Linked DNA regions of Homo sapiens: region 2 is linked to region 1. Evidence: read pairs that join two places in POLR2A ChIA-PET (ENCODE). Cell type or tissue: B cell. All regions are shown on one strand.

Evidence for each region. ChIA-PET counts read pairs that join two places held together with the same protein. Peaks named below come from ENCODE experiments on the same cell type or tissue, not always from the same donor. Only the 100,000 strongest peaks of a DNase experiment are listed, where the experiment ranks them.
Region 2: POLR2A ChIA-PET joins it to region 1 with 7 read pairs; 1 of 35 experiments calls an interaction of 5 or more read pairs at or near these places.

What each region holds. Positions count from the first base shown.
Region 1 is chr19:49,104,615-49,109,614 of GRCh38, forward strand. It overlaps SNRNP70 (small nuclear ribonucleoprotein U1 subunit 70), which reads left to right. Exons shown (of 10, transcript NM_003089.6): 8 at 20-121; 9 at 3,011-3,098; 10 at 3,181-3,990. The coding sequence ends at 3,829. Among named protein-coding and RNA genes, the nearest start is that of LIN7B, 7.3 kb to the right of the region's middle. RefSeq lists an enhancer at 2,182-3,023. In B cell, CTCF peaks have their summits at 2,250 (motif pointing left) and 2,454; DNase peaks (open chromatin) are centred at 307, 522 and 2,227.
Region 2 is chr19:49,406,984-49,411,983 of GRCh38, forward strand. It overlaps KASH5 (KASH domain containing 5), which reads left to right. Exons shown (of 20, transcript NM_144688.5): 11 at 257-313; 12 at 629-688; 13 at 1,984-2,048; 14 at 2,213-2,300; 15 at 2,770-2,892. Among named protein-coding and RNA genes, the nearest start is that of PTH2, 14 kb to the right of the region's middle. RefSeq lists an enhancer at 1,989-2,038. In B cell, no CTCF peak of the experiment used is centred here; DNase peaks (open chromatin) are centred at 2,012 and 2,798; H3K4me3 peaks cover 1,096 bases; H3K27ac peaks cover 1,297 bases.

The DNA of each region.
Region 1 (5,000 bases):
CTCCCCACATCTGTTACAGCCGCTTACAAACACGCAGATGGCAAGAAGATTGATGGCAGGAGGGTCCTTGTGGACGTGGAGAGGGGCCGAACCGTGAAGGGCTGGAGGCCCCGGCGGCTAGGTGAGCACATCCTGCCTTCGACGGGCTCTCGGGGGCCCTGGGCCTGGTGGCCTTGTTCTCCCTTCTCTGCTGCTTTCTGCTTCTCTGTCTCCTGCCGGCCCACCTCTCCCATCGCGTCCTCATCTCCGGCTTCTCTCTCTTGTGGCCATCACATTTCTGACAGCTGCCTGCCTCCTCGTTCTGGGTTACTGTGAGGAGCAGGGGCACCAGCCTGGAGAGGCCTGAGCCCACATGCTGGCGTCCGCCCTTGCTAGCTGGGGGTCCCCTTTTCCTGCCTCATTGTACTCCTCTTAGTGGAAATAACCCCGAGTTCACTGAGCTCAGTGTACTGGGCGCCCAGCTTGGCAGTGACGCATGCTGGGGTTGTAAATGTCACTCGCTCATCTGCTTCTGCTGCTTGCTGTTGCTCTTGTTCACTCTTTTACTGATTCAGCAAGTACCTATTGGATCACCAGCTGTGTGCCGGGCTTCTAGTTGAGCAACACAGAGGCAGCCTCTGCCCTCTGAGCCTCCTGCATTCGGTCTCCTCATTGTCATTTGCTGTCTCAGGCAAGGTCAGTTTGGCTGCAAGTATCAGAAATAAACTTGAGCTTCCTGAAACATAAAGGGCCCTGTTGATGTAGAATCATGGGCATCCTTTGGAGTTCGGAGGTATGTGATGTCCGTGGACCTGAGAACCTGGTAGCTGACGCTGTTAAGAGCTGGGGCAACCAGGCCAGGCGTGGTGGCTCGCCTGTAATCCCAGCACTTTGGGAGGCCGAGGCGGGTGGATCATGAGGTCAGGAGTTCGAGACCAGCCTGGCCAAGATGTTGAAACCGCATCTCTACTAAAAATACAAAAATTAACTGGGCGTGGTGGCGGGTGCCTGTAATCCCATCTACTCGGGAGGCTGAGGCAGAGAATTGCTTAAACCTGGGAGGCAGAGGTTGCAGTGAGCCAAGATAGAGTCACTGCATTCCATCCAGCCTGGGTGCCAGAGCAAGACTCTGTCTCAAAAAAAAAAACAAAAAACAAAAAAACTGGGGCGACCCACCTGTGATGTGTGACAGCCCACAGCTTGCTTCTGCCTCGTTTGCCTCCATGCAGCTAGGTCGGTCCCATGCCTCTTTGCACTGGCCCAGCGCAGCAGGCCACAGGCCCCAGCTTTACACTCAGTCCTGGATGAGTCTCTTGTTTCGGGGTGGGCACATTTGATTGACTCAGTGTTGGGCCTGGGGTCCTGTTGCTCAGGCATGCTTATTGAGGACTGAATCCTGCAAAGCTGAGTGACAGTTGTCAGAGAAGATGATGGTCCCTGGGCAGACACCCAGGCAGTAGTAGCCACTTGGGGCTCCTGTCCTGCCTCCCAGCCCTGTGTCCTGGCTCTGGACTCGCCTGTGCTAGGGAGACCACGCTCTCAGCTGCTGAGCCTCGGAGCTTACCAGGCATGTTCTTACCTTACTCTGGTCTCTCTGGGGTGGAGTGGGTTCTTATAGCTCTGCTGTTTCCTGTTGGGGCGGGAAAATGCTAGAATCTCAGTCTTTCCAGAATCTCAGAATCTTCTAGTTCAATTGCCATTCAAACTTTTTGTTGGTGTTAGCCAATAACATCTTGACTCGGTGCACCCGCAGAAATACTGTAACCTAAAGTTTGAGGAAACAGTTTTTTCTATGTAGTAAGTATATAGTTGTATTCTGCTGTTTTGTTTCTTAAGATGTTGGTTGCAACCCATCAGATTGATGATGGGACTCATTTCTGGGTCATGACCTGAATATAGGAAAGGCTAGTCTAGCTGCCCTGTGCCTGTGACATGGCAGGTGCCTGGTCCGCTGCCTGCTTCTATAAGAATGTCTCCCTGCAGCCTCTTTTCTATACAGAACTCAGCCCTGCCTCACGGAAGCTTTTCCAGGCAGTGCGAGATAGAGGAGCGCTTGAGAAGGCAGGTTTTGCAGCAGACGGCAGTGACAGCCCAGTTCTGCACCTTCTTTGCTGAGTCACTGTGGGCCAGTGACTTGATCTGAGATTGTTTCCCCATCAGAACCATGAGGTTATCATCTGTGCCTTGGGGCTGTTCATCTATCTATTCACTTGACACACACACATCCACCTTTCTATACCAGCTGCAGCGCCACCTGCTGGTACCGTGAGCAAGAGCTGGGCATGCCCACGGTTCCGGTGCCCTGCAGTCTGGTGGGAGAGGCAGGTAGGGGTCGACTCAGGTAGCAAACCTGAAACTCCAGGGGAAGGAAGCGTTTCTGCAACTGTGAGTACATAGGACTGTGAGGAGAGACTTCCCGAGAAAGGATGTTCGGGCTAGCGTTAAGGGTGAGCGTGAGTTCACCAGAGAAGGAAGGGGAGACCAGTCCAGGGCAAGGAGAATGCACAGACACTGGCAGGAAGGTGAGCGTGGGGACACTGGGAAAGGCCTGGGACACGCAGCCAAGAGCCGCGGCTCAGACGCTAGCAGGGCCCGCTCTTGCTGCCTCTACCACCAGTTGACGAGGAGTTTGGACCTTAGGCTGGGGGACGCCAGCAAAGGCTTCTAAGCAGATCACATTTTTGGGTGGAAAGATCATTGGCTTCGGGTTTCTGTGAGGGCGAGGATGATTGGAAGGGAGGGTTTTGAGGAGGCTGTGAAGTGCGCTATGGTTAAGATGATGCGCTTTGGGGCCAGACATGGGTTCCAGTAACGGCTGTTGCCTAGCGAACGCTTTGTGTGAGTTAATTAGAGAAGACGTGGCTGTCTTGTGATGGGAGTGCGCGGGATGAACTGCACGGGGGGACCCGGCCCTGTGAACACTAAGCCAGGGGCTGCCTTCCTGCCCTTTGCTCTTGGAGTCGGCTCATTTCTGCTCCTCCGGGCCCTGTCCCTGCCCAGATTCACCCTCTGTCCGTCTGCCCTGCCCCAGGAGGAGGCCTCGGTGGTACCAGAAGAGGAGGGGCTGATGTGAACATCCGGCATTCAGGCCGCGATGACACCTCCCGCTACGATGAGAGGTAAGATTGGGCGACCGGTGTCCTGGGGTGGGGGGCGGTCACGGGGGGAGCCCAGCCACACAGGTCTGCCCACCTCATCCAGGCCCGGCCCCTCCCCGCTTCCGCACAGGGACCGGGACCGGGACCGTGAGCGGGAGCGCAGAGAGCGGAGCCGGGAGCGAGACAAGGAGCGAGAACGGCGACGCTCCCGCTCCCGGGACCGGCGGAGGCGCTCACGGAGTCGCGACAAGGAGGAGCGGAGGCGCTCCAGGGAGCGGAGCAAGGACAAGGACCGGGACCGGAAGCGGCGAAGCAGCCGGAGTCGGGAGCGGGCCCGGCGGGAGCGGGAGCGCAAGGAGGAGCTGCGTGGCGGCGGTGGCGACATGGCGGAGCCCTCCGAGGCGGGTGACGCGCCCCCTGATGATGGGCCTCCAGGGGAGCTCGGGCCTGACGGCCCTGACGGTCCAGAGGAAAAGGGCCGGGATCGTGACCGGGAGCGACGGCGGAGCCACCGGAGCGAGCGCGAGCGGCGCCGGGACCGGGATCGTGACCGTGACCGTGACCGCGAGCACAAACGGGGGGAGCGGGGCAGTGAGCGGGGCAGGGATGAGGCCCGAGGTGGGGGCGGTGGCCAGGACAACGGGCTGGAGGGTCTGGGCAACGACAGCCGAGACATGTACATGGAGTCTGAGGGCGGCGACGGCTACCTGGCTCCGGAGAATGGGTATTTGATGGAGGCTGCGCCGGAGTGAAGAGGTCGTCCTCTCCATCTGCTGTGTTTGGACGCGTTCCTGCCCAGCCCCTTGCTGTCATCCCCTCCCCCAACCTTGGCCACTTGAGTTTGTCCTCCAAGGGTAGGTGTCTCATTTGTTCTGGCCCCTTGGATTTAAAAATAAAATTAATTTCCTGTTGATAGTGGGCACCTCGGTTTCTTCCTCACTGCTCTGTTTTCCCCAGAAGGTTGTTCCTGACTTGATAGCCCTGCTTGGTTTGGTTTCCAGGGTGTACTTAAAACTTGAGCGTTAGGACATGAGGCTGGCTCTGCCCAGTAGCCAGAGCTGTTGAAAGTGGGGTGAGGCGGCCTCTCGGGCTCCTTGTCTCCCTTGTGTTTTTCACCCTTTTTTCTTTTTCATCTCTGCCACACATTCCTCAGGGCTGACCATACCCCTGTCTTGGTGGGGGGCTGGGAATTAGGAGGGGGCTTGATTACTCAGGGGAAGCCGCAGTTTTGAATATGCAAGGGAAGCTACCATCTGCAAGGGAGAGCGGCACACAGGGTGAGGAAAGGCAGAATACACTGGGCACGGGTGAGACGGGGCAGAGCAGGAAGGGTGGACCCACATCATAATAAGTAGTGACAGAGGAGCAACGAGCAGAAACACAGAAGAGGTTCCACCAGCAATTGAGATTTCAAGCAGATTCCTGGACAAAAGATTAAAGACATTGGTGGTGAGAACACTTCAGTCTGGTGAGTGCAGGGAAGGAAGCCTGTCAGCCTTGCAGAACCCTAGAGGGCCAAGGCTGCAGCTCCAGGAGAGCAAGGGTGGGAGGCCAGAGGGAGAGCGGGGTACAGAACAGTTGGCCTCCCTGTTGGCACTCAGGATGCCTGGGAGCTGGGCCGGGGGTGCCTAGGCAAACCTGCTTGTGTTCAGACCTGCTTGTGTCTTGTAGAAGCGTCTCAGCCTGAAGGCAAACTTGGCCTGATAACTCAGAGGGTCTGTGACTGACACGCAGGATTTCAGTCTGCTTTTTAATGGCTTCAGTTTAACCAACGGAGGATACCCAGACATTTGAGGAAAAACAGACCACAAGATAAATAGAAAAACTGACCCTGGAAGAAATGACTTAGGAATAAAAGAACTTCATACCTCTAGTTACTATATTTCATAGATATCCCAGATACTGCAACTATAAGACTTCTAG
Region 2 (5,000 bases), 300 kb after region 1:
CTGACAACTTTCCACCACCCCGGGGCCATTTTTCCCATTTCCGGTTTTAGTGACTGCAGCCTGATAAGGGCAGGGTCTTCCATCAAGCTGTCAGGCTCCCAGGACCACCCAGGCATCCCTAAAATCCCTGAAGTCCTGGAACATCTCAGGAGGCTGAATACGTGGGGGTGCGAGAGAACAGGTGGGGCCAGGTGGAGGGCAGGACCAAGGGGAGTCCTGGGAGGCTGGATGGATGGACCGGCTCCTTTCTTGGCAGCGGCAGCTCTTTGAGTGTGAACACCTCATTTGCCAAAGAGACACCATCCTCTCTGAGGTAAGGGGCCCCGGGAGGGAAAGAGATTCGCTTTCCATGTGCACCAGCCACTTCCTGCCCCTGGTCTAGAAAGGGAAGTCCTACTTGGGTCTGATCCTTGGATGTGCAGCTGGAGAGACTGGAGGGTTTCCCCAGGTCCCAAGTGTGACCCCTCAGGGATCTAGAAGCCCTTCTGCCCGGTGCTCTCCCTTGTGCCCCAGCTCTTCCCTCAAGCTCACCCTGTCCCTTAACCCCCCAGCCAGTCCCCCCGCCACCACCACCCCCAGTGTCTTTGGGGAACTGGTCCCAGTCTCATTTGGCTTTCGGCTTTCCTAGCGCACTCGCGATGTGGAGAGCCTGGCCCAGACCCTGGAAGAATACAGAGTGACGACGCAGGTAACTCAGCGGCCCTCGCCACCCACCGCGGCCCTCGCCACTTCTCTTTTGCCATCTCTGGGACTTGCTGCCTCTCCTCCTCGTGCCTCTTTGTCAGTGGCCACATCTTGCTTCTTCCATCCTTGATGTATGACTGTATGACTGCATGTCTCCCCCTCTGTTTCTGTATCTGCCTTTTCACTTTTTCTCTGTTCCTTCCATTCACTTTCATTCTCTGTGGGTGTCTTCTCACACACCTCCTCTCCTTATCTTATTTTTTTTTTGAGACGGAGTCTTGCTCTGTCGCTAGGCTGGAGTGCAGTGGCACAATCTCGGCTCACTGCAACCTCTGCCTCCCAGGTTCAAGCGATTGTCCTGCCTCAGCTTCCCAAATAGCTGGGACTACAGGTGCATGCCAGCATGCCCAGCTAATTTTTGTGTTTTTAGTAGAGACGGGGTTTCACCATGTTGGCCAGGATGGTCTTGATCTCTTGACCTCGTAATCCACCCCTCTTGGCCTCCCAAAGTGCTGGGATTACAGACGTGAGCCACCACACCCAGCCTCCCCTCCTTATCTTTATGTGTCTCTGCGAGGCTCGTGTGGGTTCCTGTCTCTGCCTCTAGGTCTAGGCTGTCTGTCTCCCTAGGCAAGTCTTCTCTGTTTGGCTCTGGTCTTTACCAGTCTCTTAGCCCTCATGTTTCTCTTGCCTGTCTGTGAGTCTGTTTCCATCTATGTCTCATTTTTTCATGCATCTCTGCCTCTGCCTTCCTTCTTTTAATTGTCTTGGCTGTGCTTTTTTTTTTTCTTTCTTTTTTGAGATGGAGTCTGGCTGTGTCACCCAGGCTGGAGTGCAGTGGTGCAATCTCGGCTCACTGCAACCTCCACCTCCTGGGTTCAAGCGATTCTCCTGCCTCAGCCTCCCAAGTAGCTGGGACTACAAGCGTGTGCCACCATGCCCGGCTAATTTTTTGTATTTTTAGTAGAGACATGGTTTCACCCTGTCAGCCAGGATGGTCTCGATCTCCTGACCTTGTGATCTGCCCGCCTGGGCCTCCTGAAGTGCTGGGATTACAGGCATGAGCCACTGCGCCTGGCCTCTTGGCCTGTGCTTTAGCTTCTGGATTCCTGTTGCTCTCTCTCTTTGGCTTCCTAACATTCTGTCATGGCTTTCTTCCCCTTGTCCCTAGGCAGTATGTGTCTGGGGAGCCCAAAGTAGTCAGGAAAGGGGAAAGAACCCTGGAAGAGGAGCCCAGAGGTGGATGGGAGGGTGGGAAAAATGCAGAGCCAAATGTGCTCCCCACTTCCTCCTTTGCAGGAACTGAGGCTGGAGATTTCACGCCTGGAGGAGCAGCTGAGTCAGACCTATGAGGGGCCCGATGAGTGAGTGGAATTTCAAGGGGTAGGAGGAGGCAGGAGGGGAGCCTAAGGGCAGGGACACCCTGGCCTCCAGCCCCAAGGTGGGCAGGGAAGGGAGGCCAGCATGAGCTGACTGAGTGGCCACCAGGCACAGAGGCCATCTTCCTCCCTCCTTCCTGTGTGGCCAGGCTACCTGAAGGGGCCCAGCTGAGAAGAGTGGGCTGGACCGAGCTGCTACCCCCATCGCTGGGCTTGGAGATCGAGGCCATTCGACAGGTGGGCCTAACACCCCTGGAATAAGCTGCAGGCCACCAAGGCAGAATCTCCAAACATCTCCCTACTCTGATCCTCACACCAGCCTAGCCCTAACCCACATTGCTGCCAGAGGCTCCTATCGCAACCTTAGCTTTTCTCTAACTCTCTCTACCTCGGATCCTAACCCCAAACCCACTGCCAGACCCAGGCCTGTGCCAGACCCCAGTCTGATCCAGCTTTGACTCACCCCTATCTCGTCTCCCTCCATGACCATCTCACTCCTTAACTTCATCTCGAACCTAGACCTTGGTCCTGGCACCAAATCCTCCCCTGTTCCTGCTTCTGCCCACTCCCCAACCCCAGCCCCACACCAGCCCTTTTCTATCTCTCATCCTATTTTCAGCCGCACACCTAAACCTATTTCTATCTCTGACCTTGTTTTCTACCTTAATATGGCTCTCCCTGACCTCGGAAACAACTTCTGTCCCAGAAACAGGAAGTGGCAACTGCTGATCTCTCCAACCCTCTGTGTGGGGTGTGGCAGTGGGAGGAAGTCATCCATGAGACCAGTGAGGAAACTGAGTTTCCATCTGAAGCCCCAGCTGGGGGACAGGTGAGCACAGGAAAAGCTCTGAAGTCCAGGAGCTGGAAAGGGGCCAGGAGCTCCAGGTGCCGCCCTGGCCAGCCCATTCACTCACACTTTTGCTTGTTCCCCATTTGATGAGAAAATGTTAATTGAGGGCCCAGTGTGTGCTGGACACCCAGCCACAAGCCAGACCAGACACCACCCCTACCCCAGGGACTGACCTGCCAGCGTTGTAGACAAAGGTGAACCAAGCAAACACACAAGTTGCACTGTGGCTTTTATTGTTGGTTTGTTTTTTAGAAAACACTCTTGGGAATTACATTATTTAAAATCGTACTACTGTAGGAAGGGAATAAGTAAGTTGTTTATTCCAGCATTTTAAGGATATATTAAGCATTTATGTTTCAAATGTTAGCACCTTTAAGAAAAGCCAGCAAGCTCACTATGACATCTTTAACTCAGCAATAACCATTGGGGTTTTTTTTGTTTTTTGTTTTTAGAGACAGGATCTTGTCTTATTCTGTTGCCAAGGCTGGAGTGAACTTGACTCACTGCAGCCTCAATCTCCTGGATAAGCAATCCTCCCACCTCAGCCTCCCAAGTAGCTGGGATTACAGGAACACACCACCATGACTGGCTTTTTTTTTTTTTTTGAGATGGAGTCTCACTCTGTCACCCAGGCTGGAGTGCAGTGGCACGATCTCAGCTCACTGCAACCTCCACCTCCCAGGTTCAAGCAGTTCTCCCTGCCTCAGCCTCCCAAGCAGCTGGGATTACAGGAACCTGCTGCCACACCTGGCTAATTTTTGTATTTTTTTTAGTAGAGACGGGGTTTCGCCATGTTGGCCAGGCTGGTCTTGAACTCCTGATCTTAGGTGATCTGCCCGCCTCGGCCTCCGAAAGTGCTGGGATTACAGGCATGAGCCACCATGCCCAGCCTTTTTAAAATTTTTTTATAGAGTTGAGATCTCACTGTGTTGTCCAGACTGGTCTCAAACTCCTGGGCTCAAACTGTCCTCCTACCTCAGCCTCCCAAAGTGCTGGGATTACAAGCATGAGCCACTGCACCTGGCTTTTTTTTTTTTAATTAATTAATTTATTTTGAGACGGTCTCACTCGCTTCTCTGTTGCCCCGGCTGGGGTGCAGTGGCATTATCACAGCTCACTGCAGCCTCAATCTCCCTGGACTCAGGTGATCCTCCCATCTCAGCCTCCCAAGTAGCTGCAACCACAGGCATGTGCCACCATGTGTAGCTAAATTTTCTATTTTTTGTAGAAATGAGGTCTCCCTGTGTTGCCCAGTCTGGCTGAACTCCTGGGGTCAAGTGATCCGCCTACCTCAGTCTCCTAGAGTGCTGGGATTACAGGCATGAGCCACTGCTCTGGGCTCTCTCTCTATTTTTTTTTTTTCTTTTAAAGAAAATGTTGTAAACAGCTCTATAAACAAGCTGTATTGTCTTGAGAACTGCACCACTTCAAAGCTCTTTGCCATCCTTAAGGAGAGACTCATTTCTCTGATCACTTTTTCCCTGGTTTGAGAAAAGCTTTTGTTTCTCTTTGACACCAGAGCTTGTTTGGGTTCTCATTTAACTCTCCCAGTATCTCTGTAAGGCAGGCATCCTCATCTTGTTACTCATGGGAAACTGAGGCTCAGGGAGAAATCACATGCCAATGGTCACACAGCTTGTTGGGGACAGAGCCTCATCCCTCAGAAGTGTAGGTTAGATTGGGCTTCTGCTTTGAGCTGTCAGATGCCCCTGAGAGACAGGCTTGTCAAGGGGAAGACTGAGCCAGGCCTCAGAGTGCAACCTGCGATGGGCCCAGGGATACAGAGCTGAGTCCCTTGGGGCCGGGCCTCTCAGTGCTCAAGGCCTGATAGGAGAGACCCTGCAAATGGGTTGCCCCAGTGCAGAATGATCATTGTGCTAGAGGTGGGGGATGGGCCTGTGGGAGCCCAGAGAAGGGGTATCTGTGTCAGGTCAGAGATTGGGGAAGATATTGAAGGAAAACTGATACTTGAGTGGAAGGAAGGAAGGAAGGAAGGATGGAAGGAGGGAGGGAGGGAAGGAGGGAAGGAAGGAAGGAAGGAAGGAAGGAAGGAAGGAAGGAAGGAAGGAAGGAAGGAAAGAAGGAAG